2 separate regions of the Homo sapiens genome follow, and region 1 is linked to region 2. A link is a loop called in an ENCODE intact Hi-C map of the cell type or tissue named here. Cell type or tissue: HepG2. All regions are shown on one strand. Links, peaks and the distances in the headings refer to the core of each region. The heading gives the core; the rest is flanking DNA. Region 1 has its middle 25 kb from the start of SLAIN2. Region 2 overlaps SLAIN2 (SLAIN motif family member 2).

What was found. Hi-C counts contacts between places; a loop is a spot of excess contacts. Peaks named below come from ENCODE experiments on the same cell type or tissue, not always from the same donor. Only the 100,000 strongest peaks of a DNase experiment are listed, where the experiment ranks them.
Region 1: it touches region 2 in a loop (2.1-fold over the local background); 9 of 110 quality-filtered maps call a loop at or near these places.

The regions. Positions count from the first base shown.
Region 1 is chr4:48,308,151-48,324,954 of GRCh38, reverse strand. No RefSeq gene overlaps it. Among named protein-coding and RNA genes, the nearest start is that of SLAIN2, 25 kb to the left of the region's middle. RefSeq lists an enhancer at 8,629-8,923. In HepG2, for the core only: a CTCF peak has its summit at 8,737 (motif pointing left); a DNase peak (open chromatin) is centred at 8,734.
Region 2 is chr4:48,415,461-48,432,264 of GRCh38, reverse strand. It overlaps SLAIN2 (SLAIN motif family member 2), which reads right to left. Exons shown (of 8, transcript NM_020846.2): 7 at 11,822-12,140; 8 at 6,064-10,254. The coding sequence ends at 10,188. Among named protein-coding and RNA genes, the nearest start is that of SLC10A4, 59 kb to the left of the region's middle. In HepG2, for the core only: no CTCF peak of the experiment used is centred there; no DNase peak of the experiment used is centred there.

The DNA.
Region 1 (16,804 bases), core at 4,936-12,935, 110 kb after region 2:
TTTTTGTATTTTTAGTAGAGACGGGGGTTTCACTATGTTGGCCAGGCTGGTCTCAAACTCCTGACCTTGTGATCTTCCTACCTTGGCTTCCCAAAGTGCTGGGATTACAGGCGTGAGCCACTGCACCCGGCCCATAAATTTTATCATAAAATAGTTCAGTCGTACACAAAGGCATAAGAAGAATAACAACAAACCCATCATGTAGCCACCACAGATCAAGAAATATTCCTTTTCCAGGAGATAACCACTATCCTGAATTTGTGTTTATCATTCTCAATCATTTATTTGTATGTACTTTTACCAACATGTGCACATTCTTATACAATATACATAAAAATGATGGTGCTATGTACTCCTGTTAGTACTTTAGTACTAACTTATTGTAATTTTCACAGTAACTATAAGATGTGGAAAATATTATCCCCACTTTACAGATAAAAAATTGGAGGCCAGTCGAGGTTAGAGACTTGCCTGGGTCTTACTGATAGTAAATAGTGGGGGCACGTTTGAACCAGGGAAGTCTGACACCAGCACATCTGCATGACTATGCCACACTGTTTCAAATGCTGTTATACTATTATTGGTATTCTTATCCAATCTTCTTTTTCCCTCAGCATTATGTTTTCAAGATTCACCCATGTTAATACATGTAGGCCTAGCTCATTCTTTTTCACTACTGTATGGTATACTCTTCAATAAATAGACCACAATTAATTTGTTCATTCTTCTATTAATAGAAGACACAACCAACAATGTTGTAAGTACATACTTGTATATGTCTCCTTGTGCATATATGCAAGAGTTTCTCTAGGATATATACTTACAGGTACAATTTCTGGGTTACATGTGCATCTTCAAATTAACTAGATATCCCCAAGCATTCTCTAAAATGGTTACCATTTTAGTTTCAGGAAATAAGTTTGTAAAAAATTCTGCTGTCCATAGTTATCATGTATAAAATAATCAGATACTACAATAAAAGAGAAGAAAGTGTAATAAAAGTGACAAAAAATAGAAGCTAAAATAGAATAGCAAAGTAATCAAAATCTGCCATTTATAAATTCTCTCTTTTAAGTGCATGCAACAGAGGTGGAACAGCATTTCTCTACTCTCAACTTTCCCTTCCTTCTAAGCAATATTCAACTCTCAGACCTTCCCTGAAGAGTGTGGATGTGATAGATTACTACAAATATTAAAATCTCTGAATTCAACCTGAATTATCTTAAAGTGGATTTCCCTCACAAGTCCACGTTTTATTTGATCCCCTCCTCTTCAAGCATTGCCATAGGTTCCCTACCAGCTTGAAACTTGCTATTTAATTTTCATTCACAATTATGGAGTATTAATGAGCTGAAATGCTCTGTTTCATATAGAGATGTAAATACAATATACTGATATAGCTATAGACCTCAAGTAAGGTTTCTCAGCAAAGACCCATGATAGGCCAGGCGCAGGGGCTCATGCCTGTAATCCCAGCACTTTGGGAAGCTGAGGCATGCGGATCACTTGAGGTCAGGAGTTCGAGACCAGCCTGGCCAACATGGTGAAACCCCGTCTCTATTAAAAGTACAAAAAATTAGCCAGGCGTAGTGGTTCATGCCTGTAATCTCAGCTACTCGGGAGGCTGAGGTGGAAGAATTGCTTGAACCTGGGAGGTGGAGGTTGCAGTGAGCCAAGATTGCACCACTGTACTCCAGCCTGGGTGACAGAGTGAGACTCCATCTCAAAAAAAAAAAAAAAAAAGGAAAAAGAAAAGAATCATTGGGAAAACTGGAGGAGCAGGTTCAGGAAATGAGCAGGAACTGAAGGGACTAGGCAGTCTGGAACTCAGCCAGAGATACCACCAGAACAGTCTGCTTATCTTGGACACTTGCTCTCACCCCTTGACTCTGTTCTCACTACTGTCACTCCACTGGACGCTGGATATTGCCTCCAGCAACAGAATTAATGCTATACTATCCTGTTCTTGCTTCTTTGTATCAAAACTCTTAAGTCCTGAGCAGGGAACTTCCAAATGGCTGACCTTAGGTCACATGGTATTTCCCTAGCTGTGAGGAGTCTAGGAGAGCAAGTATCTGCTCTTTCTGGCTTCCTTAGTGGGAGGCAGAATCTGTTTTTTGCCAAACATCATGCAATGGGGCCTTCTCTAATGTATTAGTCAGTTCTGGAACTGCTATAAAGAAATACCTGACACTGGGTAATTTATAAAGAAAAGAGCTTTAATTGGCCATGGTTCCGCAGGCTATACAAGAAACATAGTGGCTTCTGCTTCTGGGGAGGCCTCAAGGAGCTTAGAAGCATGGCAGAAGGCAAAGTGGGAGCATGAGTCTTACATGGCAGGAGCAGGACCGAGAGAGAGGGAAAGAGAGAGAGAGAGACAGGAGGTGTTACACACTTCTAAACAAACTGATCTCATGAGAACGCACTCACTGTACAGTACCAAGAAGGATGTTATGAAACCATTCATAAGAACTCTGCCCCATGATCCAGTCATCTCCCCCCGGGCTCCACCTCCAACACTAGGGATTACAATTGAACATGAGACTTGGGTGGGGACACAGATCCAAACCATATCATCCAAAGAAAACATTTATTTGTATCATTAAGTATTAGGCAGCCATACATGTACAGAACGTCATAGAAGTAATACTAGTCTGAAAGAATGATTAGGAGATGGCCAGTATTATCAGTCAGGATAGGATACATTATGCTGCAGTAACAAATGACTGCAACATCTCAGGGGCTTACAGCAATCAAGGTTTATGTCTCATTCATATATATTCCAGATTGCCAATATTTTCATGTTAGGACCCAAGCTGACAAAGCAGCTTCTAGAACATTATTGATCTCATAGCAGGGAAAAAGAAAAACAAACAAAAACCCATAGCAAGTCACATTCTGGCTCGTGAAGTTTCTGCTTGGAAGTGATAAACATAACTTCTGCCCACATACTATTGGTCCAAACAAATTATGTGTCCAAACCTGATTTCTGTTGAGCAGGGAAGTAAGATATTACCCCAGGGATGGGCAATTAATATTTTTGAAAAAGAATATTTTGAATAGAATACTGCCCTAGTCATTATCAGAGAGGGAGGAAAGTTATGCTAGGTAGTGGGAACGAACAATTTAGAGGCAAGAAATAGAATGGTGTTTGGGCAGTAACTACCAGTAGTTGCTATTAATTAAGCATAATGTACAAGGAAGGAGAAAGGAAAAGATGAAGCAGTAATAACAGGTGCGGAATAAGTCAGGACACCCTTGCTTTCAGGAAAAATAGCTTCACCTCCATTCTGTAGGCAGAAGCATCCTTGAGGGTATTTAAAGGGAGCTTGTGGGGCTGGTGATGGCTACATTTGTGCTTTAGACAGATTACTCTGGGAGAAGGATGGACTTGAGGGAGATCTGTTAGGAGGCTATTGTGTTTATTCAGGTTGAAGGATGATGACAGCCTGAACTAGAGAACCTAATAGGCGTGGAGAGGTGGTGACAGAGAGGAAGCGGAGTAGCAGGATTTGTAGATTGATCAGATGTGAAGGGTGAGAAAAAAGGAGGGAGGAAGGATGTTCCAAAGTATCCATCCTCTGCAATCTAATTTCCTTCTCTTTCCTGTCAAATGGTAAGTTTGAATTCCAGCAGCACTGAGGCATCTTATGATTTCAGATCTTTTGTTTCCCTAGACGTGTACAAGACATGTTTTCCCTAGACAAGGCTAAAGGCCCCCAAGAAGATCAGAATGGCTAAATAGCCCCATCACATTCTCATGTAGAAGGAGAGAACTCAGAAGCTAACGTTCTCTCTCAAGTGACGGCCTGATCTCCCTTTTTTATTTACCTCCCCTTTTCATCATATTACTTCTTACTCTGTTTTTTAAGGTGCAATGTTTGGGGCGTGAAAAAGGCACTCACTCTCATACACAGCCCATGAAAGTGCAAATTACAGCAAGCTTTTCGAAAAACAATAAGGCAATATTCTCCAGTAGCTTAACTGTATTCACAGATTTAGGCCAGATAATTCTAGATCTGGCAATTTAACCTAAGAAAGTAATTATCAATGTGGAAAAATGATTTATGTACATAAATGTTTATTTTGGAAATATTTATAATAATAAAAAACTGAAAACAACCTCCATGTAAAAAATTTGTACCTTATGAAATTAGACACATCTATATTTTTATTAATGTTTTAAAAGAATTTTTAAATGGAAGAATGTTTATATTATAATGTTAAGAAAAAAACAAGGCTGAGGTGGAGGATCACTTGGAGCCAGGAGTTTGAGACCAGCAGACAGAGTTTGAGACTCTGTCTCTACAAAAAATATTTAAAAAAATTAGCTAGGCATGGTGGCTTGTACCTACAGTCCCAGCTACACAGGAGGCTGAGGCCAGGAGTTCAAAGAGGCTAAAGTGAGCTCTGATCATGCCACTGCACTCCAGCATTGGTGGAAGAGCGAGACTTTGTCTCTCAAAAAAAAGAAAGAAAAAGAAAAACAGTATAAAGGTTAATACTTATTATAATGTCTAGTTTATTTTATAAAACCATAGCAAAAACTGGAAAAAATTACATCAGGAGGTTGTGATATTATAGGTGATTTTTTGTTTTCTTCATTTTATTTTTCTCAAATTTCTATAATGTAATGATTTCTTTTATAATCAGAAAAAAGGTTACTTTTTTTTCCAACCTTACCCCACACCCACCTGTTATATCAACCCTGAGGTGGTAAAGCAAGGTGGTTGACAAAGCAAAATTGTTAAAAGACAAGTACGGTTCAACTGGACTCCTGGGTAAATTACTAGAAAGAGTGCAGCATCCACCTGAGCTACCCATAGAAGCTTAGCAATTAGTTAGTAGCTGATTAATACTGAATTTAATCCCTGCCAGAATAGGAGAGAAGAGCTGAGCTTTAGACCTTACCCATTAGAGATTAGGATTGGAAGCTAGAGGATAAGGAGCCCACCAGTGAGGCTGAAGTGATAGAAATGGCCTCTCACCTTCTCCTACTCCCTCTATCCTTTAATTAAAACAGCTCTGTCACCTGGGTATCATTCTCCCCACTTTGTGGGCCAGGACCAAGGCTTAACTTCTCATGTTCAATTCTTGAACCCCTTGAATAATTACTAGGACGATAACAAGCATGGCTGGGGAAATATGCTGATCTTTACCTATGACTAATAAGGCCCTTAATAATTTTTTTTTTTTTTTGAGTCGGAGTCTCGCTCTGTCGCCCAGGCTGGAGTGCAGTGGCGGGATCTCGGCTCACTGCAAGCTCCGCCCGCCGGGTTCACGCCATTCTCCTGCCTCAGCCTCCCGAGTAGCTGGGATTACAGGCGCCCACCACCACGCCCGGCTAATTTTCTTTTGTATTTTGAGTAGAGACGAGGTTTCACCGTGTTAGCCACGATGGTCTCGATCTCCAGACCTCGTGATCTGCCTGCCTCGGCCTCCCAAAGTCCTGGGATTACAGGCATGAGCCACTGCGCCCGGCCAACACTTAATAATTCTTAATAAGTCAAAAAAATTAAAGGGAGAGGGAGAAAGATTATATTAGTTATCTCAATGACATCAATGATTAACTAGGCAGTTGGCAAGGTTTTCCTAGTCATGCAATCACATAGAATATAGAGGAAAATGCAGATTCAGGAAAAATTTAGGAGGTAGCATAGTCAGGCCTTGGTGCTTGATCCTATGTGCATACTGCAGGGAAGGCAGGAATCATGAATGACTGGAGATCATTTGGGGTAGGGAGACTGATATCGTGTGCCTGGAAGTTTTAGAGGGGCTGGGGCTGAGGAAGTAAACTGTGGATATCGTGTGGTGGTTTCTGCCAAAGAGATAATTCACTTCATCTGGATATTGATTACCTACAGGGAAAATTAATAGATTAAGGACAATGAAAGACAACTTTCTTACAGAGTAAGGAGAACAAATACAGAAAGAGGAAAGGCTACAATAAACTCTGTGGTTGAGACCATCCTGGCCAACATGGTGAAACCCTGTCACTACTAAAAATATAAAAATTGCTGGGCATGGTGGCAAGTGCTTGTAGTCCCAGCTACTTGGGAAGCTGAGACAGGAGAATTGCTTGAACCCAGGAGGCGGAGGTTGCAGTGAGCCGAGATCACACCAGTGTACTCCAGCCTGGCGACAGAGTGAGACTCCATCTCAAAAACAAAACAAAACTCTGTGGTATATGATTAGAATTATAGATACTTCTGTGAGCTCATAGTGGTGTTAATATGCAGATATAGAGGTTGAAATATATATAGGAATGGATATATATGTATTCTCTGGCTGTGTTTGGTAAGAGGGTCTGTGAACAGTGGCATCTTTGTAGCGATAAGCACACTTAGTACCCAGATCTTGGTTTTTTGTTTTGTTTTTTTTTTTTTTTTTTGAGACGGAGTCTCGCTCTGTCGCCCAGGCCGGACTGCGGACTGCAGTGGCGCAATCTCGGCTCACTGCAAGCTCCGCTTCCCGGGTTCACGCCTTTCTCCTGCCTCAGCCTCCCAAGTAGCTGGGACCACAGGCGCCCGCCACCGCGCCCGGCTAATTTTTTGTATTTTTAGTAGAGACGGGGTTTCACCTTGTTAGCCAGGATGGTCTCGATCTCCTGACCTCATGATCCACCCGCCTCGGCCTCCCAAAGTGCTGGGATTACAGGCGTGAGTCACCGCAGATCTTGGTTTTTAAATACCTTACTAAAAGGAACCAAGGCTCATGGAGAAGTCACCAGTTTCAGGACTGTGCAGACAAAAGTATAAGCTGAGTGTGAAACATCTTGCACCAGAAAATAAGAAAGCTCTCAAAGTAGATTTGAACCACATTAAAGGACAAAGGATTCAAACTGAAGGGGATCCCACTTGCCAAATACAAAACAATTTGAGCATCAAAATAAATAACGTTAGTAACATATTATAAGCCATTGAATAAAATAGAATCCATGAACCTATACTGATACAAAGAAATGAATAAATAAATGGAAAGCTCTTCTTTACAAGTTAAGCCAAATAGTTAATGTAGGAGAAATAATAGGCTGGGCATAGTGGCTCACGCCTGTAATCCCAGCACTTTGGGAGGCCGAGGCGGGCAGATCACCTGAGGTCAGGAGTTCGAGACCAGCCTGGTCAACATAGTGAAACCCCGTCTCTACTAAAAATATCAAAAATTAGCCGGGTGTGGTGGCGAATGCCTGTAATCCCAGCTACTCAGGAGGCTGAGACAGGAGAATTGCTTGAACACGGAAGGTGGTTTCAGTGAGCCTAGATCGAGTCATTGCACTCTAGCCTAGGCAACAAGAGCAAAACTCCGTCTCAAAAAAAAAAGAAATAATGGAATTAGAGAATCACCATTTGATAACAACCATACTAAAATAGGAGGCCAAAATAATGAGTGAAAGTTTGATGAGAGAAAAGATACTTAACATAGTCTCAAAGTATCTCCCCATAAAATGCTTTTTAATTATTTAATAATAGCATTAATAATAATAATAAATAAACATATTTATTTATAAGACTAACAGTGGACAAACAAAATGATAAAGGTTAATTTACCAGTAATAGGACAAACTGACATTGTGCACCTCCTAATATGATGCACTAACACAGTATCACTTGTGATAGTCCTGCCCTGCAAAATCATAACTTTAATCATGAAAAAATATCAGACAAACCCAAATTGAAGGTAGTATAAATATCTGGCCTTTAAAAATGTCAAGATAATAAAAGACAAGGAAAGCCTGAGGAACTGTCTAGATTGAAGAAGATATGTACATGACAACTAAATGCTGTGGATAATCCTGGGTTGAGTCCTGGAACAAAAAGGAAAAGGGGAAAGGGAAAGAAGTTTTTAAACAATTGTGGGTTTTTTGTTTCTTATTTTGTTTTGTTGTATGTTTGCTATAATGGATACTATTGGGATAACTGGTAAAATTTGAAAGGGGTCTGTACATTAGATAGCACTATATCCATGTTAATTTTCTGATTTTGATGGGTATGCTGTGGTTTTATAGAATAGTGTCTGTGTTTATAAGGCCAGTGGGGCATTATGTCTGCAACTCACTATTAAAAGGTTTAGAAATGTATATATATGTATAATATATATAAACTATATATCATATATTATATAATAAATACATAAATTAATATATAAATTATACAATATATCTATAAATTATATACATATCTATAAATTATATAATATATAAAATATATATAATATATAAAAGTATATAAAATAATATATATGGCATATATAAATTATATACATATGATTTAGAGAGAGAGAGAGAGAATGGTAAATCGTAATAAGTGGTGAACCTGGGGCCTAGATGAAGTGTATGAAGGATTTTCTTGTACCATATTTTATAATTTCAAAGTTATCTTAAAAAAGTTAAATAGAGAGCACAGATATTATGTGAAATAATTAAAAATAATAAGACTGTATTGAAAAATATATTCTTCAGAAAAATACCCTCGACACAGTATAGAGACAGATATTGTTAAGGAACTGAATAATGTAAGTGGCTAGGGCAAGCAGCAACTCTCAGAGATGTGTCCCCAGGGGCAACATAGTTCCGCAGCAGATACGGCTTTTGGGATCCCAGTGACAACATTCTGGTGAGGCTCTAGTCCCTAGTGCCCAGTCCGTTCCTCCAGTGATCCATCAGAAGTAAAAAGAGGAATGCAGCAATGTAACAGAAAACAATACAACAAACTACTCAAAAGCCAATAAGCACCATCTAGTGGCAAGGAGGTGATTTTCCCCATTTTGTGTGTGTTGTCAAATTCAAACTGCGTGGGCCAATTTGCATTCCTGGCAGCAGATTGTGAGAGTTTCCAGGGTTCTACATCTTCACTAAGCTTGCTAAGGTCAGACTCACTTTCTCATTTTAGCGAGTACAGAATAGTATTTCCTACAAACTGACAGTAAGATTTAGAGGTTTGTTTTTGATTCAGTTTTTAAGATTTATTTATTTAGGCAAGGATACTCTATATATGATGCTCTATACTTCCTATTGTATCACAGCAAGAGGCACGTAATGTCTGGTTATCCATCAATTAAATGTGGTTCAAATGTGGTTGACCTGATTCATCAATAGATATAGTATTAAGGATCCTTATCTATCTTTCACCTAATGGTTTTAGAAACCACTGATGATTTTTACTTAGATTCATCATTTTGTAAAATATTTCAAAAATAGTCATTTTCTAATTTATCATTCTTTCTGCATTTATTAACTGTAATTGTTCTATAAAGAACTTTCCCTCATCAACCACTAGGTACCTTGAAGTCCAGCCCACATAAGAAAAGCAGGGTAAGTGATAACTTACATTTATCGATTTTTAGCATAATGATTTGGTGTCTTAGTGTGTTGTGTGTTGCTATAAAGGAATATCTGAGGCTGAGAAATTTATAATGAAACGAGGTTTGCTTAGCTCACGATTCTGCAGACTGTACAAGAAGTACAGTACAGGCATCTGCATCGGGTGAGGGCCTTAGGCTTCCATCCATGGTAGAAGGTGAAGGAAACCTGGCGTGTACAGAGCTCCATGGTGAGAGAGGAAGCAAGAGAGAAACAGAGGAGATGCCAGGCTCCTTTTAACAACAGGCTCTCATGAGAACTTACTGAGTAAGAACTCACTCCTGGGAGAGGGCATTAAACTATTCATGAGGGATCTGCCCCTGTGATCCAAACACCTCTCATTGGGCCCCGCTTCCAACATAGGGTATCCAATTTCAACATGAGATTTAGAGAGAACAGTATTCCAAACTATAGCAGTTGGTATCCTGGCAATTGGTGAATGAAGACGATTTTTTAAAAAGACTTATTAAGGACTCTGAGATTTTTACACTTATGATTTCTATTCATTGTAGTCTTTATTCCTTTTCTCTTTTTTAAAAAATTAATATTATTGGAATTATAATTTAAATGCAATAAAATGCACTCATTTAGAAACTGTGCAATTGACATCAAAGAGCTTATCCACCATGATCAAGTGGGCTTCATCCTTGGAATGCAAGGCTGGTTCAACATATGCAAATCAATAAATGTAATCCAGCATATAAACAGAACCAACAACAAAAAAACCACATGATTATCTCAATAGATGCAGAAAAGGCCTTTGACAAAATTCAACAACCTTCATGCTAAAAACTCTCAATAAATTAGGTATTGATGGGATGTATCTCAAAATAATAAGAGCTATCTATGACAAACCCACAGCCAATATCATACTGAATGGGCAAAACCTGGAAGCATTCCCTTTGAAAACTGGCACAAGACAGGGATGCCCTCTCTCACCACTCCTATTCAACATAGTGTTGGAAGTTCTGGCCAGGGCTATCAGGCAGGAGAAGGAAATAAAGGGTATTCAATTAGGAAGAGAGGAAGTCAAATTGTCCCTGTTTGCAGATGACATGAATTGTGTATCTAGAAAACCCCATCGTCTCAGCCCAAACTCTCCTTAAGCTGATAGGCAACTTCAGCAAAGTCTCAGGATACAAAATCAATGTGCAAAAATCACAAGCATTCTTATACACCAATAACAGACAAACAGAGAGCCAAATCATGAGTGAACTCCCATTCACAATTGCTTCAAAGAGAATAAAATACCTAGGAATCCAACTTACAAGGGACATGAAGGACCTCTTCAAGGAGAACTACAAACCACTGCTCAATGAAATAAAAGAGGATACAAAGAAATGGAAGAACATTCCATGCTCATGGGTAGGAAGAATCAATATCATGAAAATGGCCATACTGCCCAAGGTAATTTATAGATTCAATGCCATCCCCATCAAGCCACCAATGACTTTCTTCACAGAATTGGAAAAAACTACTTTAAAGTTCATATGGAACCAAAAAGAACCCACATTGCCAAGTCAATCCTAAGCCAAAAGAACAAAGCTGGAGGCATCATGCTACCTGACTTCAAACTATACTACAAGGCTACAGTAACCAAAACAGCATGGTACTGGTACCAAAACAGAGATATAGACCAATGGAACAGAACAGAGCCCTCAGAAATAATGCTGCGTGTCTACAACTATCTGATCTTTGACAAACCTGACAAAAACAAGAAATCGGGCAAGGATTCCCTATTTAATAAATGGTGCTGGAAAAACTGGCTAGCCATATGTAGAAAGCTGAAACTGGATCCCTTCCTTATACCTTATACAAAAATTAATTCAAGATGGATTAAAGACTTAAATGTTAGACCTAAAACCATAAAAACCCTAGAAGAAAACCTAGGCAAGACCATTCAGGACATACGCCTGGGCAAGGACTTCATGTCTAAAACACCAAAAGCAATGGCAACAAAAGCCAAAATTGACAAATGGGATCTAATGAAACTAAAGAGCTTCTGCACAGCAAAAGAAACTACCATCAGGGTCAACAGGCAACCTACAGAATGGGAGAAAATTTTTGCAATCTACTCATCTGACAAAGGGCTATTATCCAGAATCTACAATGAACTCAAACAAATTTACAAGAAAAAAACAACCCCATCAAAAAGTGGGCGAAGGATATGAACAGACACGTCTCAAAAGAAGACATTTATGTAGCCAAAAGACACATGAAAAAATGCTCTTCATCACTGGACATCAGAGAAATGCAAATCAAAACCACAATGAGATACCATCTCACACCAGTTAGAATGGCTATCATTAAAAAGTCAGGAAAAAACAGGTGCTGGAGAGGATGTGGAGAAATAGGAACACTTTTACGCGGTTGATGGGACTGTAAATTAGTTCAACCATTGTGGAAGTCAGTGTGGCGATTCCTCAGGGATCTAGAACTAGAAACACCATTTGACCCAGCAATTCCATTACTGGGTATATACACAAAGGATTATAAAACATGCTGCTATAAAGACACATGCACATGTATGTTTATTGCGGCACTATTCACAATAGCAAAGACTTGGAACCAACCCAAATGTCCAACAATGATAGACTGGATTAAGAAAATGTGGCACATATACACCATGGAATACTATGCAGCCATAAAAAATGATGAGTTCATGTCCTTTGTAGGGACATGGATGAAGCTGGAAACCATCATTCTCAGCAAACTACCGCAAGGACAAAAAACCAAACACCGCATGTTCTCACTCATAGGTGGGAATTGAACAATGAGAACACATGGACACAGGAAGGGGAACATCACACACCGGGGCCTGTTGTGGGGTGGGGGGAGTGGGAAGGGATAGCATTAGGCGATATACCTAATGTGAAATGAAGAGTTAATGGGTGCAGCACACCAACATGGCACATTTATACATATGTAACAAACCTGCATGTTGTGCACATGTACCCTAAAACTTAAAGTATAATAATAAAAAAAAAGAAACTGTGCAATTGAATGAATTTTGAAAAATGCATATGCCTGTATAACTACCCCCACAATCAGAATAGAGAAAATTTCTTTTTTTTTTTTGAGACGGAGTCTTGCTCTGTTGCCAGGCGGGAGTGCAGTGGTGTAATCTCGCTCACTGCAACTTCTGCCTCTAGGGTTCAAGCGATTCTCCTGCCTCAACCTCCTGAGAAGTCGGTATTACAGGTGCCTGCCACCATGCCCAGCTAATTTTTGTATTTTTGGTAGAGATGGGGTTTCACCATACTGGTCAGGCTGGTCTTGAACTCCTGACCTCAAGTGATCCACCTGCCTCGGCCTTCCAAAGTGCTGGGATTATAGGCGTGAGCCACTTTGCCTGGCCTAGAATATAGAATATTTCTATCACCCCCAAAAATTCCTTTCAGCCCCTCTGCAGTGAGTCTTACTCCCACTCCATCCCTAGCCCTAGGCAACCATTAATCTGCTTCCTGTCACTATAGAGTAGGTTTTTCTAGGAATTCCTAAAAGTAGAATCATGTCTCTGGATTCTTTTACTCAGTTGCATCATATAGTAAGTGTTCTGTTATTCTCTTTTGATGCTCAAATTGTTGCCATTTTTGGCGAGTGGAGCATTTTTAGTTTGACTCTTTCATTATTTTGATATGACCCCAGTAGTCTCTGATAGCTTTCTGTCTTTCAGGCACAGCAAGTGGTCTCAGGCTCAGGATGTATATTTCCTATTCTATATGAAATCAGCCAGTTCTTCAAAGGCCTTGCTTGCTTCCTTGGTCTTTGAAGACTATAATCTGAGCACTAGGGATGATCATTGCTACTAAGTTGTTATTACTTCCAGAACTTTCCAGTGGATAGAACTGGGAAATAACTATTTTCTAGAAGGAGAAAAGTAAATAATGAGTTCGTACTGATATTTTCTATTTAAATTAAAGATTAGAACTTTAACCTACTTTGTAATATTTTGCCTTTGTTCTCTTAAGCTAAAAATCTTGGTTTTTAATAACATTAACATGTATTTGTCTTTTCCTACCATATAAATAATGTATATTTGCTATATGTAGCTATTTATTTGTTTATTTTTTATTTTAGAGATAGGGTCTTCCTATGTTGCCCAGGGTAGAGTGCTTGCTATATTGCCCACTGCAGCCTCAAACTCATGGCCTCAAGCAATCTGCCTCAACCTCCTGAGTAGCTGGGGCTACAGGTGCAGCTACCACACCCAGCATCATAGGTATTTTTAAAATAACAGTTTCAAAATAGCAACCCCAATATTGTAAGTAACAATAAAATGACTAAATACAGGTTACACTTCTTTGTGATGTTTTAGTCTTTAGGATATATCTCACAAAAGAATGAAAGCCAAAATATTCCTTTTGCAGTCATTAGACAGAGCTCTTCTCTATTTGGTCTTGCCACCAACTTACTGTAGAGCTAAGTTCACTTGTCTCAATTTGGTTTAGATTTTTAGGGATTGCTTTTTTCTTTTATTTTCTTCTTAAAGTAATTGGTTTTTGAAGTTATTTAATAGTCACATTTACATGTTTTGAAAGTCAAAACCATATGACAGATTTCATCTGAGAAGGTTTATTTCCAGTCTGTGTCCCCTGCCTTTCTTTTTCGTTAACAGATTTATTTTTTAAAACAGCTTTAGGTTTACAGAAAACCTGCCTCTTTTTCCCTATTATTAATGTCCTGCATTATTGTGGTATATTTATTACAATTGATAGCCAACATTGGTACAGTTATTAACTAAAGACCATGGTTTATATTAAGGTTTGTTGTTTTGTGTTGCACATTCTGTGGGTTTTGAAAAATGTCTAATGACATATCCACCGTTACAATAACATACAGAGTAATTTCACTGCCCTAAAAATCCCTTATGTTCCAATATTCATCCCTCCCTTCTTTCCCCAAAACCCTGGCAACCACTGACCTTTTCCTGTATCCATAATTTTGCTTTTTATTGAATGTCATACATAATAGTCCCCCTTTATCCTCAAGGGATATGTTACAAGACCGACAGTAGGTGCCTGAAACTATGGATAGCATAGAACCCTACACATACATACTTATAAGGTTTACTTATAAATTATGTGCAGTAAGAAATTAACAACAATAACTAATAATAAAATAGAACAATTATAACAATATACTGTAATAAAAGTTATGTAAATATGCTTTCTCTCTCAAAATATCTAATTGTACTGTACTCACTCTTCTTGTACATGTTGATTTGATAACAGAGACAGCTATTAAGTAACTAATGTATCTGGTAATATATAGAGCATGGATGCACTGGACAAAGGAATGTTTCAGGTTCAGGGCAGGATGGAGCAGGATAGCACAAAATTTCATCATGCTACTCAGAAGAGTGTGCAATTTAAACCTTATGAATTAGTTATTTCTGAAACTTTCCATGTAATATTTTCAGGCCTTGGTTAACTGCAGAAAGCAAAACTGTGGATAAGGGTGGATTATTACAGTTATAATTATCTACTGAGACTGTTTTTTTCACTTAGCAGTATGCGTTTAAGTTTCCTCCATGTCTTTAAGTGGCTTGATAGCTCATTCCTTTTTAGTTCTGCATAATACTCTGCCGTAAAGATGTACCACAGGTTGTTCATCCATTCACCTACTGAAGGACATTGTCTGCTTCCAAGATTTGGCAATTATGAATAAAGCTGCTGTAAAAAATAACATACAGCATTTTGTGTGGATGTAAGTTTTCAACTCATTTGGACAAATACGAAGGAGTATGATTGCTGGATCATACAGTAAGAGTATGCTTGGTTTTGTAGGAAGCTGCCAAACTGTCTTCCTATGTGGTTTTACCATTTTGCATTTCCACCAGCAATGAATGAGAGTTCCTGTTGTCCACATCCTCACAAGCATTTAGTGCTGTCAGTGTTTTGAATTTTAGCCATTCTAATATATGTGTAGTGGTATCTCATTTTAATTTGCAATTCCCTAATGACGTATGAGGTTGAACATCTTTTCTTATGTGTATTTGTCATCCTCTGATTCCTGTTTTTTCCTTCCGTTATAAGTAATCATTTTTTTATCGGCTTTTGGTTTATCCTTCTATTATCACTTTTAAAAAATGCTTATTCCACACACACTCACACACATACACTTATAGTCCCTCTTTCTTAAACAAAAGGTAGCATGCTATACGCAATTCACAGCATCTTATAAACTATTTTTTATAGTGGAATAGTACTTCATCATTATTTCTTCAACCAGTCCTTTATTGATGAACATTTGGATTGTTTGCAATCTTTTGCTATTACAAATAGTACTACAATGAATAAGTTTGTATATACATCATTTCATATTTCTGCCTATATATCTCTGAGATAGATTTAGAAAGGTGATTGTGGTGTCCAGGATTAAATGCATATGTAATTTTGCTAGATATTGCCAAATTCCCATCATACTGTTTTTGCATTCCTGCCAACAATATGTGAAAGTGCCTATTTCCCTGCAGAGTTGGTAATAAGGCATTTTGTCAGACTCAAGGATTTTTGCCAACATGGTAGATAACAAACTGTAATGTTCTGTATTTTAGCTGGATGGTGGGTACGCGGAAGTTTGTTCTATTCTTAATTATACATTTTTCATGTAACTAAAATACTTCATAAAATAAGCTAACATAAGGAATTGCTCTTAAAGAAGAGCAGTTTTCTATTTTGGCTTTAGAAGAAATATATCATTTTTACGGATAACTTAACTATTGACTGAAATCTCGAATGATCCACAACTAGACTTGAAAAGAATTTCAGAGACAAGAGATTCTGACCCTATCATATAACAAATTCAGGCTCTAGGGCTCAAAGAAGCCAAGTAATTAGCTTGAAGTTACATAGTTAATGAGAAACAAGCTTGCCTTTTAACTATAAGGCATTGCAGTCAATATATAAAATTTATGGAGAACATTATCCAAAAAACTGGGATGTGTAACACTCATCTTCATAACAATTCCACCACATTTAATGATACAGGAAATAGAATGCATTGCATCAAGGTCAAGGTATTGGACTGATTGCCACTGTGTTTCTAAGTGCAATTCTGAAAGCTGGTATAAGCTATAAAACTCATATTGTTTGGTTATGACAGCCTTATTAATCATCTTTCTCCTTTTTCAGCTTTTCAGTAGAATAGATCAGCTACTGAGCTCCCACCAACAGTCCTCAAATTTAGTTTATGAAATCTGTAACATATTCAGGACCTATATATATTAGAAATTCTCTGTCAATGTTACTATGAGAGTTGTTTGTAATTTTTGAGAGCAAAGTCTGAAGAACCGTCTTTTAGAACTGGATCATTCTTACAGAGGGGCAAAGTGAGACTAATGTTTTCACAGTTTTAATCTTGTTATATGGTGTCGATACTTTAAGTATTTTATATTAAATTTGCATTCTGAGGCTTCTCAATAAAAGCAACATGGAACGAATT
Region 2 (16,804 bases), core at 3,822-11,821:
CCATCAGCAATGCTTTCATTCAGTAAATATTTGTGTGCCTACCATGTGCCAGGCACTGGTCTAGGTATTTGCCAAGAGTTGATAAACAAAAATGATCTCTGCCTCCATGAACCATATATGGTATACATGCATGCGGGTGTGTGTGGGTGTGTGTGCCCACATGCAAGGGCATGCACACGAGTGGAGGGAGAAGAGAAAGCTGGCATAATAATGAGTTAATTATATGGGATGCTTGGAGGTGATAAGTGCTATGGAAAAGAGGAAGAGTTTGGTTAAAAAAAAATAAGATTAGAAGCTGGGGGAGGGGCTGAGTCAAAATTTTCACTGAGGAGGTGACACATGAGCAGACTTGAAGCAGGTAAGGGATTCGACATATGGCATCTGGGGCAAAGAGCGTCTCAGCAGAGGAAACAGGCAGTGTTTTCTTGGGTCTCTGGTGGGAATGTGCCTGAGGCCAGGAGCCAGGAGCCAGGGAAGTTGAAATGGAGTGGAGTGAGGGAGGAGATAATGCCAGAGAAATAAGTCGGGGGGAGCAATAGACATTTTGGCTTTTACAATAAATACTTGGTGAGCCCCTGGAGGATTTGAGATGAGGTTTGACATGACTGAATTACATTTTAAAAGGATCACTTGTGGCTGTGTGGGAGTGAGGGTTGAGGCAAGGAAGTGGTTAGAGTCTGGATATATTTTGAAGGTAGAATCAATGAGATTTATTTACAGATTGGTTAGGTGTGTATGGAGAGAGAGAGCAAAAGAGTGAGTGAGGGAGAAGAGATACCAAGAATGACTCCAAAATTGCTATTAGCTGAGATGAATGAAACAGGTTTGCAAGATCAGAATTGCGGCTTTGCACAGGTACACTCTGAGCTGCCTGTTTAATATTCAAATGAAGACACTGAGGAGGCAGTTTGGTATGTGAGTCTGGAGTCTCCAGACATATAACAAATGGTTTCTCAGCCATGAAACACTGCAAGAGTGTAGACAGAGAGGTGGACCAAGGACTGGATCCTGGGACACAACAAATAGCTACAACACTAAACTTAAGAAACCCCTGGTGGAACTGGTAAGAGAAGAGGTATGGAGGGGAAAGAGTGAGGGAGGGAAGGTGATAAAGAGAGAGAGATCCAAATACTAACACATGGAATTAAGGGGTTGTCACTTCAGATCCTGCATTCATTAAAAAGGGTTACAAACAACTTTACTAAAAACTCTCTCCACAATACCTACAGAACTCCTATAAATTAGTAAGAGAAAGAGACACCTCAATATAAAATCAGACAAATGATTTGAAAGAGACTTCACAACAGAGAATACCCAAATGGATGCACTTGGACATTGGAAAACAATACAAATAAGAACCTTTTGAGAGCCAATTTACCATTGGATTCCAATAACACAACTGTTAGACCTTCAATATTGTTGTCAGGTTCCTGAGGCTCTGCTCATTTTTTCAGTTTTTTGTCTCTGTTCTCCAGATTGAGTAAATTGTATTGCTCTCTTCAACTTCATTGACTCTTCTGCCATCTTCAGTCAGCTGTTGAATCCATCAAATTGAAATACTTTTACATATTTTTTCAGTTCTAAAATTCCTATTTGGTTCTTAAACTTATTTTTTCTACTCTCCTGAGGACTTCTATCTTTCCATTCATAAGAGTGCTTATTTCATAACAGCTGCCTTAAACTTTGTAAGTCCAACATCCGGATCATATTGGTGTTGACATCTGTCTTTTTTCTTGAGAATGTATTACATTTTCCTGGTTCTTTGTATGCCAGGTAATTTTAGATTAAATGCTGCACATTCTGAATATTATAATTTAGACTCTAGGTCTTGTTAAAATATTCTGGAGAATGCTGATTTTTGTTTAACAATAAACCCAGATAGGTTCATACTGAAAGTTTTCTGCCGTCTTCTGTGGCTGTGATTCCCAGTTGCTTTCAAAAAGGGTTATATTATATTGGATCAAGCTTATCATGTACTGCTCAGTAATCTGTGTCTTGGCCAGTGGTTTAAATTGTACTTTAGTTCCTAAAGCCTCTAGTGTGCTGCTTTGGGTCTGTCCTGAGTATGTAAGCTTAGAGCTTGTACTAATTAACACATAGAATAAAGGGATTCCTTCTGCTTTGTTCTCTCTGGTTCCCCCCATCATGCCCTAAGACAGCCCATTCCCCTGTCCTCTGGCCAGAAACAAGGGTTTTGCTTGGAATTTTAGTTCCACCACTATTACTATGCAGTTCCCACAACTCAGGCCACCCTCAGAACAGAGAGAGTAAATAGAGAAAAATGCAGATGACCTCCAGTCTTCAAGACTGCAAAGGCTCTTTTCCCATTTCCTCTGCCCAGAGAGAGTGCTTCCATCAATTTTAACTGTTGGCACCACTTGCTAGCACAGCTTACCTGAGGGCTTACCCAAGACAAGCCATGAGAGAAAACATAAATACCTGGGGATTTCCCCTGACATTCTCTAGCTTCCAGGAACTCCTTTTTCTCATCTTTTGGGTTTTTCCTCAAAGTTTATCTGCCAGAAGGGCCTCTGTGACAGCTCTTCTGGGTGCCCTCCCTTGGCTCAGGGTCAAGAAAGAGGGGAGAAATGAGAAGTTCACCCTTGTATGGGTCTTTTCTCCAGGTCTGACTCCGTCTTCAATCCTGCTGCTACCCCCCACCCCACCCCCACCCCCAGTGTTCTCAGTTGTCTTTTACATTTTGTACAGAATTTTTAGTCAGTGAGAGAGGCTTCAATGGGCTTATGCCATTTTGACTATACTGAAATCCAAAACTGCATTACTCTTAAGAGCTCCAAACTGGAAACACCACAACTGTCCTTGACATTAGAATGGACAAACTGTGATATATTTGTACAATGGCATGTAACAGCAGCAATGAAAATGAACAAATTAAAATTACAATGACATCAGCGACATGGGTGAATCTCACATTATTTCTGTTTAGTGACTAAGAGAAAATCATTTTCAGCTTTCAAAGAAAAAATTACCCTTCAAAGAAGAAAAAATACAAATTGTATGGTTCTACTTAAAGTTCAAAAGTAGGCAAAACTAAATTACAGTCATGTGTCGCTTGACACAGATACATTCTGAGAAATGCCTTGTTAGGTGAGTTCACCCTTGTGGGAACATCAGAGTGTACTTACACAAACCTAGATGACTGCCCACTACACACCCAGGCAATATGATATAGCCCTAGGCTACAAACCTGTACAGCATGTTGCTGCACTAAATATTGTAGGTGAGTGTAGCACAATGGTAAGTATTTGCATATCTAAACACAGAAAAGCTACAGTGAAAATACCGTATAAAAGATAAAAGATGAGATACCTGTAAAGGGCACTTAACATGTACAGAGCTTGCAGAACTGCAAGTTGCTTGAGGTGGGTCGGTGAGTGAATGTCAAGGCCTAGAACATTACTATACTTTTAAACACTGTACTTAGGCTACACTAGATTTATAAATTTTTTTCAATAATTAACCTTAGCTTACTGCAAGGTTTTTACCTTATTACTTACAGTTTTCACTTTTTGACTCTTTCACAATACTTAGCTTAAAATACATTGTACAGCTGCTCAAAATTATTTTCTTTATATCTCATTCTATAAACATTTTTCCTTAAAAAAATTTTTGTTGAAAACTAAGACATGAACACACACATTAGCTTAGGCCTGCACAGAGTCAAAATCATCAATATCACTGTCTTCCACTTCCACATGTGTCCCACTGGAAGGTCTTCAGGGGTAATAAAATGCATGGAGCAGTCATCTCCTATCATAACAATGTTTTCTAGAATATCTCATGAAGGATCTGCCTGATGCTGTTTTACAGTTCACTTAAAAATAAGTAGGAGTGCATTCTAAAATAACAATAAAGTATGGTAAATATGTAAACCAGTTTCAAAGTTGTTTATTATCAAGTATTATGCGCTATACTTCTATGACTAGCAGCGCAGCAGGCTTGTTTATATCAGCATCACCACAAACACGTGAGTAAATGCGTTGGGCTATGTCACTAGGCGATGGAAATATTTCAGTCTCATTATAATTTTACTGGAGTATTGACCTATAGGCAGACCATGTTGACTGAGATGTTATATAATGCACCGATGCTGTACAATGTTAGAAGTCAGAATAGCTGTTGTCTTTTTTCTGAGAGATGGGGTTCTCACTATGTTGCCCAGGATGGTCTCCAACTCCTGGGCTCATGCGATCCTCCCACCTCAGCCTCCCGTAAGTGCTGGAATTACAGGTGTGAGTCACCCCACCCAGTCAGTAACTGTTATCTTTGTAGAAGAGGAAGGAAGCAGATTGTCAGATGACACTAGGAGAGTTTTTGGGGTGCGGTGAACATTCTATTTCTTGTCTACATGGTGATTACACATGTAGTAATTTAGTGATAATTCTTTGAGCTGAACATTTGAGTTGTACAAACTTCTGTACATAATTTATCAATTTTTAAAACATTTGAAAAATCATCTCTTCCTGCTGTTTGCAAATGATAGAACCTTAGCTTAAACTGGCCTATGTACGAAGGGGAACTTTTAATAAGCATACCAAGATGCCTAGTGGAATCCATGGACAGGAGTAATACAGGGCCTCCTGTATTGAGCCAGGAGCTCAAATACTACCAGAAACTTCTCTTCTTACTACAAATGTTTCCTCCAGGTCAGTGACCACTGACATGGTATAATCATTTTATATAATATGCACTGAGACATTTGTGATGTGTACCTACTGTATTGTTTGCTCAAGACCTGGCCTACTTTCTTGGGACAGCATCACCTTCAGGGAAAATGGTCTTTCCCCATTCCATCCATATGGTTTTCACAGTAGAAAACCATAGCTAGTGTTCTACCTCAACGCCAATCCTCTAGTCACAGTCAATTAGTCCAGTAATGTGCACCTGACCTGTCCTGGGAACCCTACTCCTAGAATTTTTGGACTTGGAAATTCTCGGGAGTACAGTGCAGAAATCTGTTTTAATAGCCCTTCCGGTGATCAAGTTTAATAACTCTACTGAAGACTAGCCTATTTGGTTGTGCCTGTTATTTCTTTAAAGGTGGTTTAAAACTGGCATTGTACTCAATCAATACTGTCAATTCATGGTAGATGGGAGGCAGGGGTGGTGGTGGGGGGCATTCAAGTATCAACAAAGGATACGATACGAAGGACTACAATAATATAGTTTGGCAAAGTTTTAGAATATTTATAAACTCTTTCCAGAACTAAATGGCTTTTTTTTGTAGCAGCAGAATCCATCTACATCATGGTAGTCATGAATTCAGACTTCAGAAAAAGTTACTGTCAAGCATATGATTACAATTTTAGAAGGAAAAAGAAACAAAGACATTATCTTCAAATTTAAGTGGCTGACTACCTATTGAATTAGGTACTTTTTCTTCTTTATAATTTATTATATATTTCTCAAATTTCAATATGTATAGAGGCTAGGCGTGGTGGCTCATGTCTGTAATCCCAGCACTTTGGGAGGCTGAGGCGGGAGAATCGCATGAGCCCAGGAGTTCGAGACCATCCTGGGCAAAATAGTGAGACCCCATCTCATAAAAAAAAAAAGAAAGTTTTTCTCTTTAGGAAACTAAAAGTCAATAGTCTATGGTAGTACAACAGCAGGTAAAAAATACAACAGCAGGTACAACAGTGGGTGGATCACATGAAGTCAGGAGTTTGAGACCAGCCTGACAAACATGGTGAAACCCGGTCTCTACTAAAAATACAAAAATTAGCTGGGCATGGTGGCATGTGCCTGTAGTCCCAGCAACTTGGGAGGCTGAGACAGGGAAATTGCTTGAACCTGGGAGGCAGAGGTTGCAGTGAGCCGAGATCATGCCACTGCACTCCACCAGCTTGAGCAACAGAGCAAGACTGTTTAAAAAAAAAAAAAAAGTATAAATTGTAAAAAACCAATTAATGTTATAAACAATACAAACAATACATACGATAGTTTTATCAAGAAATATCTAAAATCAGGAATTAAGATATATGCCAAGCTTTCAATAGCAGTTAATGTATACTTCTGTGCAAAAGCAAACTCATGTCAACATTTTTACATAAGAAACATTTATTTAAAAGAAACATTTTCTCCTTAAAAAAAAAAAGACCTTCTACCCTTCCACTTAACATGTCATAACCATGTTACGGACAGTACTTCAATATTTCCGGATTATGGGATTGCAGACAACTATCATTTTTTACCTTTATACTTTTTAATATTTTTAGTTTATGTTCTACAGCAGAGTTTCTATTACTTTCGAAATCAGAAGAAACAGATTTTTTTATTTCTTTTAAAGAGAAAACATTAAGATGACTTAATGTAGATAATTTGTTTCAAACTAGCATTCAGTTAACATAGTTTTAACCAGTTTGTATTACAGTAAATAAGGCCGATGAGTATAATCGGTTTCATTTTCAGACTGGTAAGCAGAGGGCCATTTAGCCACCCAAGACTTATATTTAGGATCATTCAAAATACATCAGTGGTTGAACCTCCATATGGGTTTTTCTGTTGCACTGAGTATATAACAGGTTTAAACTTATGTATTGATTTATAATACAAGTATAGTGACATTTAATTTTAAATGGCTCTTCAAGTTTTTAGACTGGCTTGAGAGAAAAAAACAGAAGGGTGTCTTTTTTCCCTCTCATCACTATTAATCTAATTGTAACATGTAATATTATTTTAATTGTAATTATTCTAATTGTAACATGTAATTGCAAAGCAAATATCTCCTAAAGGAATATGGAGAACTCATTAAACAGTGTACAATTCTTGATTTTTCCATCCATACAAGAAAAGATGCACGTGATCACCTAAATATTCGCATTTGGTATGAAAATGCATTAATTGTCCCTCTTGGAAACTCATAATAGCTTTTTGCTTGTTTTTTTCTAACTAGATACCATACATAGTTATGATCTAGGCAAATGCTAGCTTTTTATAACTAGGTATCAATTCACAGCAGGTAAAAAAGTTCCAAGAACAAATCAATTTAGAGTAAACTGTAAATTTCCTTCAAGTAAAATCCATATATGAAATAACTCTGACAGAGAAAATATAAGACATAATCCAACCCCATGAAGACTAAATCTGAAAGGGCAATATGATTTGGGTTTCTGTGGTTAAAGAAAAACTCAACTGAGTAATTTATTAAAACCAAGTGTAGGCAACTGAGAGGAAAAAAGGAATCTTACCATATCCAGAGATTAATTAAACACTTAAAGAATATAAATTTAATAATAAACATTATGGTCAGGCTGTTTATTAAGGAGGCAACCACATATACAAGTTCGGCTATAGAAATGTTTGCAAATCAAACGTCATGTGACCTTAAAGGACCATGCTTAACGTCAAAAATGGACACCTGTACATTCAATAAAAAGTTAATTTAAACATACATAGTCTAGATCATTCTAGAGTTATACAAACATCTGGGGCCACATATGTATCTAATTTTCTTTCAAAAAAACTTTTTTTTTTTATAAAAGTGATGTATTGAGATAATTTTAAAAAGTATCTGACAATTATGAATGGTCCCCAGTTTTACAAAATGTGATTTCCAGGATACGAAACTGAAAAAAAGTCAACTCTTCAGAGAGTGTTTTATATTGTACAAACAAGTTTTGTAGAAAAATGATCCAGCAAATGCTTGAGTTAAGAATATTTATATTTTTTCCAATTCTTTACACTTTTATTAACACACTTACAAAAAATAACATTCAAACACTGAGAAAATTAAATAACTTTGGAAGCAGAGCTCATTGTTTTCTGCTTACATATAAGTGACAATTCTGGGCTGTTGGCACAAAATAATCAACATTCATAAAACCCTTACTACTATATATCAAACATAAGTTAAAATCATAGGCACTAGTTTATCAAATCCACATTTCTTCTGTAAGACTAACCACAGTAAATCCTTAGATTTTCCCAAACAGAAAAATTGCAATATACAAAGGCTTTCTAGTAAAAAGGCAATTTTTCTCTTTAAGAAACTAAAAGTCAACAGTCTGTGGTAGTACAACAGCAGGTAAAATAATACTTTACCAAACTCAGATCAAAAATATGTTTTAACAAGTGATGAAATATTTTAATAAAAAAAAATAGACATTTTTTTCTGATGCAGCCATTTAAAAACAAAGTTAAATAACCTGAATACTCCTTTTGAAACTGATTATCTAACTTAAAAAATGTAATATGTTTCATAATAGGTAAAATTCCTTTTAATTATTAGATTGCAGCATATATATTTTTTGAAATGTTGCACTGAAAACTGAGACTTGTTCTGTTTTGTACGTGGTTTTTAAAAGAGACAGTAGCTACTTCTTTCTTTTACTTACTTAGACATGAGATACCCCCCTCCCAAAAGAAGATGCTTTATCTTCCTCTGAAAAGCAACATTTTTTAGTTCATTATCATGTAGAATTCTGGCGCCATCCTTTCCTGACCCACCCCATCACCCTCAAATTCAAGGATAAAGTTTCTTCCTTGCATTATACACCAAATACATAGTACTGGCAGTTTAAATCTCCAGCTGCTTGTGCTAAATGAATGACTCTCCACTGGTCAAGCTGACAGACTACCATGGTGTCAGTCATGACAGAATGGAGGTCCTGGTTTTAAGTTTTTATCATCAACCTATCAACCTTAATGCTGTCCAGAATATCAAGCCTTCTATTTCTCTCTCCCAATTTCTTTTGCCAACTTACGGAATGTCTTTGATTAACAGGAAATGAACTTATGTTCAAATCTCTAAAAGCTTTTAGATGACCTAAGTGACAATATCTTAGAGCTGTTCAAATTAAGTATTTAAAAACAGACCTCATAATAAAAAATGAGAGGCCTGCTACAGAAGCAAGTTTTACTCTGGTAAAAGTCTGATAAAATTGAAATAGCCGATTTCAAGGATATATTAAGAGCCATTAGAGAGCAAGTATCAGGTTAGAGTCATACGTAGTAGGGTTTTTTTTTTACCAAAAATGCAAAAATTGATGTAAGGCAGAATCTAAGTCAAAAGGAAAAGAATTTTCAATAGATGTTTTATACAGTTACTCAGTTTAAAGTGGATCAACTTAAGTAGGATTTAGCAGGCTATATTTTCCTACCACATAATAGACCGTTATGCCATGTAATAGCAACAATACAACTGTCATCACCAGAGATTTTGTAGGTTAAGTGCATAGATTTTTTTCCCCCTCTCTCTCATGGTATGGTTTTGTTCCAGGTTGCAAGCACCGAGGTGGTGTTGTATCAAGAATAAAGACACACACTACTTGTTCTTTCCTATCATGAAAACCTGCTAATAGAAACAAGATCTCTTAGTTCTGTAAAGATAACAGCATGTGAAGAAGTTGGCTTCAATAGCAAAGGCCATCTTTCCTGAGCCAGGAACTATAAAGTTCAGAAAGATTGTACAACTGATATTAAGCCCTTTTGGCAATCAAAACAAACACACACAAGTTTGATGTGTCAATGCAACATGATGGATACATGCTGTAACACTATCTGGTGGTGGTGACATGTGAGCTACATCCAAAACTTAAGATTAAATGACAATTTTTCTTTTCTAATGAATCTGCAAAAATCATTTCTGAAATTCTGCTAAATTTAGGAATGTTTTAATCTCTAGCCCAGGTTTCTTTCCTCCCACCCCCTAATCTCAATCTGTAGTTTCCTGGTGTACTAGTGAAACACTTTAGATAATTAGTCAGAATATTAGTTCTCATTAACACAAATATTTATTGATACTATTTATACAGTAAATTAGGTTGAATGTGAAGTTTTGGATAGCCTGAATTCACCATTTTCTTGTGCACAAATGGGCATTTTTCTCATTTACAAATGGGCATTTCTCTTTGGCATCCATTAGGTATTTGCCCAGATATTGGCCTCTGTCAAATATTTTTTAAAAATCAACCTAGTTTCTATTAAACAAAACTAAAAGTGATTCTATGGAGAGTGATTGTATGATTACCAAACACATCTGATGTTAAATGTCATTAAAGTGCTGTTTGATGATCTCTGTCGGTTTGTGCTAATTAAGACAGAGAGGGCTGGGATTTTATAAATCCCAAGAGTCTTATCTGAACAGTCTGCATATAAAAGTTGTTTTTTAGCCTGGTGAAGGGTATCCATGAAGCCGTGGACTTCTGCATTCTTGTCTTTGCTGGTCAGTAACAGCCATCTTTCCAACTGTCATCTTTCATGCTACCATAGGTTTTAGGAGCTGGCAAGGATCTGTAATAAAGCAATTTTGTAATTAAAATTTGATAAATGTCTTTATGAAATAGTACCATACTATCTCACACATATATTAATTACTCTTCAGGTGGCATCACGATCCCATGAAGGCCGTACCAAGTCCTAAGCTCTAAACAGGTACTAGTACAACCTCCCCACACTCTGCATTTTCACAACTTCCAAGTTTTACTGGGCACCAGATGACTTCCCATTTTGTTAACATAGCTACTAGATAAAAGAAAGGAAAAGATGGTCTCACCTTTTCCAAGCACACAGATAACCAACCTTATCATTTACTTATTATTTTGAGAGGCAGAATGATGAATGTGATATTAGAAGCTCAGTGTCAGCATCACTAGAAAGGCAGTATGGGACAGTGATTAAAAGAGCTCCAAAGTCAGACATACTTGGAACTCATAGTTTTATTAGCTATGTGGCCTTAGGCAAATTACTTAATTCCATTAAATTTCAATATCCTCTTTTGAAAAATAGAAATAAGAATACCTACTCATTTAATATTATTATGAAGATTAAACAAAGCAAGCATTTACTTATTTAGCACAGTGATAAATATTTCCAGTTTAATTATATTTGACACCAAAGTTTACTGATGGTGGTAATCCCATTCTTGAAAGGTTACAGATGCATCATTCCCAACCTGTCTGATTCAGAATCATCTGAAGATTACGCAAACAAACAACAAACAAACAAAAAAACCAGCAACTGTAATCCCAGCATTCTGGGAGGCTGAGGCAAGCAGATCACTTGAACTCAGGAGCTCCAGACAAGCCTGGGCAACATGGTAAAACCCCATCTCTACAAAAATTAGCCAGGCATGGTGGTGTGCGCCTGTAGTCCCAGCTACAGGGGGTGCTGAGGTGACAGGATTGCTTGAGCCTGGGAGGTCAAGGCTGCAGTGAGCCAAGATTGCACCACCGCACTCCAGCCTGGGAGACAAAGCAAGACCCCATCTCAAAACAAAAACAAAACAAAAACAAAAACAAAACAAAAAACAACAACAAAATACCTAGCACACCCACAGATTCTGGGCCTCATAACAGATCTACTAAGTTAGACTCTCTGAAGGTAAAACTTACACCCTACATTTATATAAATCTCACAGATAATTCTGAATTATAGAATAAGGGTTTGAAAACCATGCTTATAGATTATACTCAGACTTGGTAGCTAGAAGTTTTATCTTAAATATCACTCTATATTCTAATATACCTTTATCATCTTTATTGAATATAATTATATTCGAAATGAATGAATATCACAATCAAATTGAGAGGCTCTAACAATTTTTTTTCTAGGGGTCCTCTGAGATGCTTAATCACGTTAGGCAACTGGACAAATTTAATCTGAACCAAACTGGTAAAAGTCCCAAATGAGGATTTCTTAAAAACAATGTAGTAAAGTTTTATTCAAATGGTACTAAAACTCTGGTGGGAATCCACCATGACTTTCTGTTTACTATCAAACATACGGATGAAGCTAATTCATTCCAGTCTATCCACTTTCAGGCACTCAAGAATGCTGAAACAGAACATCTGCCACTTACCTGCGAACAGGCTGTGCAAGTTTGCTGCGAGGCACTGGTATGCCCCCAGCAGAAGGGGCACTGGGTCTGGGCAAGCCACTTCTCATTGCAGTTGTCCCTGCAGGTCTGGTTAGAGTAGCGCTGTTGATATTGCTGGGAGGATTTGCTGAGACTGTGCTCTGAACCATAGGAGGCCCAGGTGAGGAGGTGGTTTGTGTGAGCTGTGTTATTTCTTGGCTACCAGGAGAACCAGAGCCATGGTTACTAAATGCTTTCACTGGTTGCCGAAGAGCCAAAGGAGATGGTGCTGCAGGGGAACGGAATTTGCCTGGAGAAGGTACTGTGGGATGGCAAAGAAAAACCAATTTTTGAGTGGAAATCTGTATATATGAAACCATTGCTTTAAATTACAACTGATGATTGGGCACTAGTACATGTGTATTCAGGAAACTTCACAGCAATGCAAACAATAAAAGCTATTCCTGGGCTACTAAAAGAAAAAAAGTAACTGTGAGTTCTAAATGACCAAGTACTTAGAGGATTACAACTGTCTTTGACAACAGTATTTTAAATAGGCCAGCTTGGAATCCATAATACCAGAAGAGAAAAGGCACTGCAGGATTCTGTCTCACAGTAGCAACTAATGTGGGCCACATATGAACAAACATTCTAGAGGTGAAAAACAGGTTGACTACCCAACTGTTGTCTAGAATTTGAAATGTATTTCCCCTGAAAAGAAACATTCACGTAAACATGTATCAAGTATCTGGAGGCTCTATGTCCAAATCCCATATTACTGACACTGTAACTAAAAATTTAGAAACTAAAAATCATTTTTAAAAAGTGCTTCCATTGCTGTGCTTCACAAAGCACAACATGATGAAAAAACAAACAAAAAGGCAGCTGGGCATGGTGACATGCACCCATAATCCCAACTACTCAAAACTGAAGCAGGAGAACTGCCTGAACCAGAGATGCAGAGGCTGCAGTGAGCCGAGATGATGCCACTGCACTCCGGCCTGGGTGACAGAGCAAGACTCTGCTTCAAAAAGAAAAAAGAAGATCAGGCGTGGTAACTCACACCTGTAATCCCAGCACTTTGGGAGTCCGAGGCGGGCGGATCACCTGAGGTCAGGAGTTCGGGACCTGCCTGGCCAACATGGTGAAAAACCCATCTCTACTAAAAATACAAAAATTAGTTGGGGGTGGTGGTGCATGCTTGTAGTCCCAGCTACTTGGGAGGCTGAGGCAGGAGAACTGCTTGAACCCAGGAGGCGGAGGTTGCAATAAGCGGGGATCGCGGTACTGCATTCCAGCCTGGGCAACAGAGCGAGACTCTGTCTCAAAAAAAAAAAGGAAAACAGAAAAAAGCTTATGTCCACACAAAGACTTGACTACAACTTTGTAACAGCCAAAGACTGAAAAAAGCTCAAATGTCCATCAACACATGAATGGATAAACAATTTGTAGCATATCCACGCAACAGAATACCGCTCAGCAGTAAAAAGGAGTAAACTACTGATGTATAGAACAAAGATGAATATCAAAAATTTTGCTGAATGAAATGAGTGCCAGACACAAAACAGTCCGTGTGTACATACACACACACACACTGTAGAATGTTGTGTTATAAAGAAATTTGAGGAAAGTCATATCTAATTTATGGTAACAAGCAGCAGAACAAATGTTTGTTGGAGGTTGGGAGCAACCTTGGGAAATTCCACCAAATGTTTAAGAATGAACACAAATTCAACATAATCTCCGTCACAAAATAGGAAAGAACATGTCCCAATTCATTTTATGAAGCCAGTATTACTGAGATACCAAAACTAGAAAAGGACAGTATCAAAAAAGAAAACTTCGGATCAATATTGTTTACAAATATAGATGTAAAAATCCTTAAAAAAATATTAGAAAATAGAATCCAGCAATATATAAATAGATTTATATGCCATGACTAAGGAGGATTTATTCCAAGATGCAAGGTTGGTTCAATATTTGAAAATCAATCAGTGTAATCCACAGTAACAGGATGAAGAAAAATCACAGAATTGTAACAGCGGACTCAAAAAAAGCATCTGACAAAATTCAACACAGTCATGAAAAAAGTTCTCCGAAAAACAGAAATAGGGAAAATTTCCTCAACCTCATAAAGAACATCTACAAAAACCCTACAGTTAACATTATACTTAATGAAGAAAGATTGAATGCATCTCCCCTAAGACCAGGAACAAGACAAGAACATACGCTCTTACCACTAATTCTAGCCAGTGCAATAAACAAGAAAAAAAAAAAAGAAGAAGAGGGAGAAGGAAGGAGAAAGAAGGAGGAAGGAGAAAGAAGGAGGAAGGAGGGAGGAAGAGGAGGAAGAGGAAGAAGAAGAAGAAGAAATAATAATAAAAGGCACAGAGGTTAGAAACTGTCCCCATGGTTGTCTACACAGAAAATCCCAATGAATCTACACACACACACACTTCTAGAAATAATAAGTGAATTCAGTAAGGTCACAGAACTGGATAAAAATACAAACACTGACTATGTTTCTATATGCCAGCAACGAACATTAGAAATCAAGATTAAAAATACCACACCATAGATAGCTCTTATTATTTTGAAATACATCCCATCAATACCTAATTTATTGAGAGTTTTTAGCATGAAGGGTTGTTGAATTTTGTCAAAGGCTTTTTCTGCATCTATTGAGATAATCATGTGGTTTTTGTCTTTGGCTCTGTTTATATGCTGGATTACATTTATTGATTTGCGTATATTGAACCAGCCTTGCATCCCAGGGATGAAGCCCACTTGATCATGGTGGGTAAGCTTTTTGATGTGCTGCTGGATTCGGTTTGCCAGTATTTTATTGAGGATTTTTGCATCAATGTTCATCAAGGATATTGGTCTAAAATTCTCTTTTTTGGTTGTGTCTCTGCCCGGCTTTGGTATCAGAATGATGCTGGCCTCATAAAATCAGTTAGGGAGGATTCCCTCTTTTTCTATTGATTGGAATAGTTTCAGAAGGAATGGTACCAGTTCCTCCTTGTACCTCTGGTAGAATTCGGCTGTGAATCCATCTGGTCCTGGACTCTTTTTGGTTGGTAAACTATTGATTATTGCCACAATTTCAGAGCCTGTTATTGGTCTATTCAGAGATTCAACTTCTTCCTGGTTTAGTCTTGGGAGAGTGTATGTGTCGAGGAATTTATCCATTTCTTCTAGATTTTCTAGTTTATTTGCGTAGAGGTGTTTGTAGTATTCTCTGATGGTAGTTTGTATTTCTGTGGGATCGGTGGTGATATCCCCTTTATCATTTTTTATTGTGTCTATTTGATTCTTCTCTCTTTTTTTATTAGTCTTGCTAGCGGTCTATCAATTTTGTTGATCCTTTCAAAAAACCAGCTCCTGGATTCATTGATTTTTTGAAGGGTTTTTTGTGTCTCTATTTCCTTCAGTTCTGCTCTGATTTTAGTTATTTCTTGCCTTCTGCTAGCTTTTGAATGTGTTTGCTCTTGCTTTTCTAGTTCTTTTAATTGTGATGTTAGGGTGTCAATTTTGGATCTTTCCTGCTTTCTCTTGTAGGCATTTAGTGCTATAAATTTCCCTCTACACACTGCTTTGAATGCGTCCCAGAGATTCTGGTATGTGGTGTCTTTGTTCTCGTTGGTTTCAAAGAACATCTTTATTTCTGCCTTCATTTCGTTATGTACCCAGTAGTCATTCAGGAGCAGGTTGTTCAGTTTCCATGTAGTTGAGCGGCTTTGAGTGAGATTTTTAATCCTGAGTTCTAGTTTGATTGCACTGTGGTCTGAGAGATAGTTTGAAAACTGGCACAAGACAGGGATGCCCTCTCTCACCGCTCCTATTCAACATAGTGTTGGAAGTTCTGGCCAGGGCAATCAGGCAGGAGAAGGAAATAAAGGGTATTCAATTAGGAAAAGAGGAAGTCAAATTGTCCCTGTTTGCAGACGACATGATTGTTTATCTAGAAAACCCCATCGTCTCAGCCCAAAATCTCCTTAAGCTGATAAGCAACTTCAGCAAAGTCTCAGGATACAAAATCAATGTACAAAAATCACAAGCATTCTTATACACCAACAACAGACAAACAGAGAGCCAAATCATGGGTGAACTCCCATTCACAATTGCTTCAAAGAGAATAAAATACCTAGGAATCCAACTTACAAGGGATGTGAAGGACCTCTTCAAGGAGAACTACAAACCACTGCTCAAGGAAATAAAAGAGGACACAAACAAATGGAAGAACATTCCATGCTCATGGGTAGGAAGAATCAATATCGTGAAAATGGCCATACTGCCCAAGGTAATTTACAGATTCAATGCCATCCCCATCAAGCTACCAATGACTTTCTTCACAGAATTGGAAAAAACTACCTTAAAGTTCATATGGAACCAAAAAAGAGCCCGCATCGCCAAGTCAATCCTAAGCCAAAAGAACAAAGCTGGAGGCATCACACTACCTGACTTCAAACTATACTACAAGGCTACAGTAACCAAAACAGCATGCTACTGGTACCAAAACAGAGATATAGATCAATGGAACAGAACAGAGCCCTCAGAAATAATGCCGCATATCTACAACTATCTGATCTTTGACAAACCTGAGAAAAACAAGCAATGGGGAAAGGATTCCCTATTTAATAAATGGTGCTGGGAAAACTGGCTAGCCATATGTAGAAAGCTGAAACTGGATCCCTTCCTTACACCTTATACAAAAATCAATTCAAGATGGATTAAAGATTTAAACGTTAGACCTAAAACCATAAAAACCCTAGAAGAAAACCTAGGCATTACCATTCAGGACACAGGCGTGGGCAAGGACTTCATGTCCAAAACACCAAAAGCAATGGCAACAAAAGCCAAAATTGACAAATGGGATCTAATGAAACTAAAGAGCTTCTGCACAGCAAAAGAAACTACCATCAGAGTGAACAGGCAACCTACAACATGGGAGAAAATTTTCGCAACCTACTCATCTGACAAAGG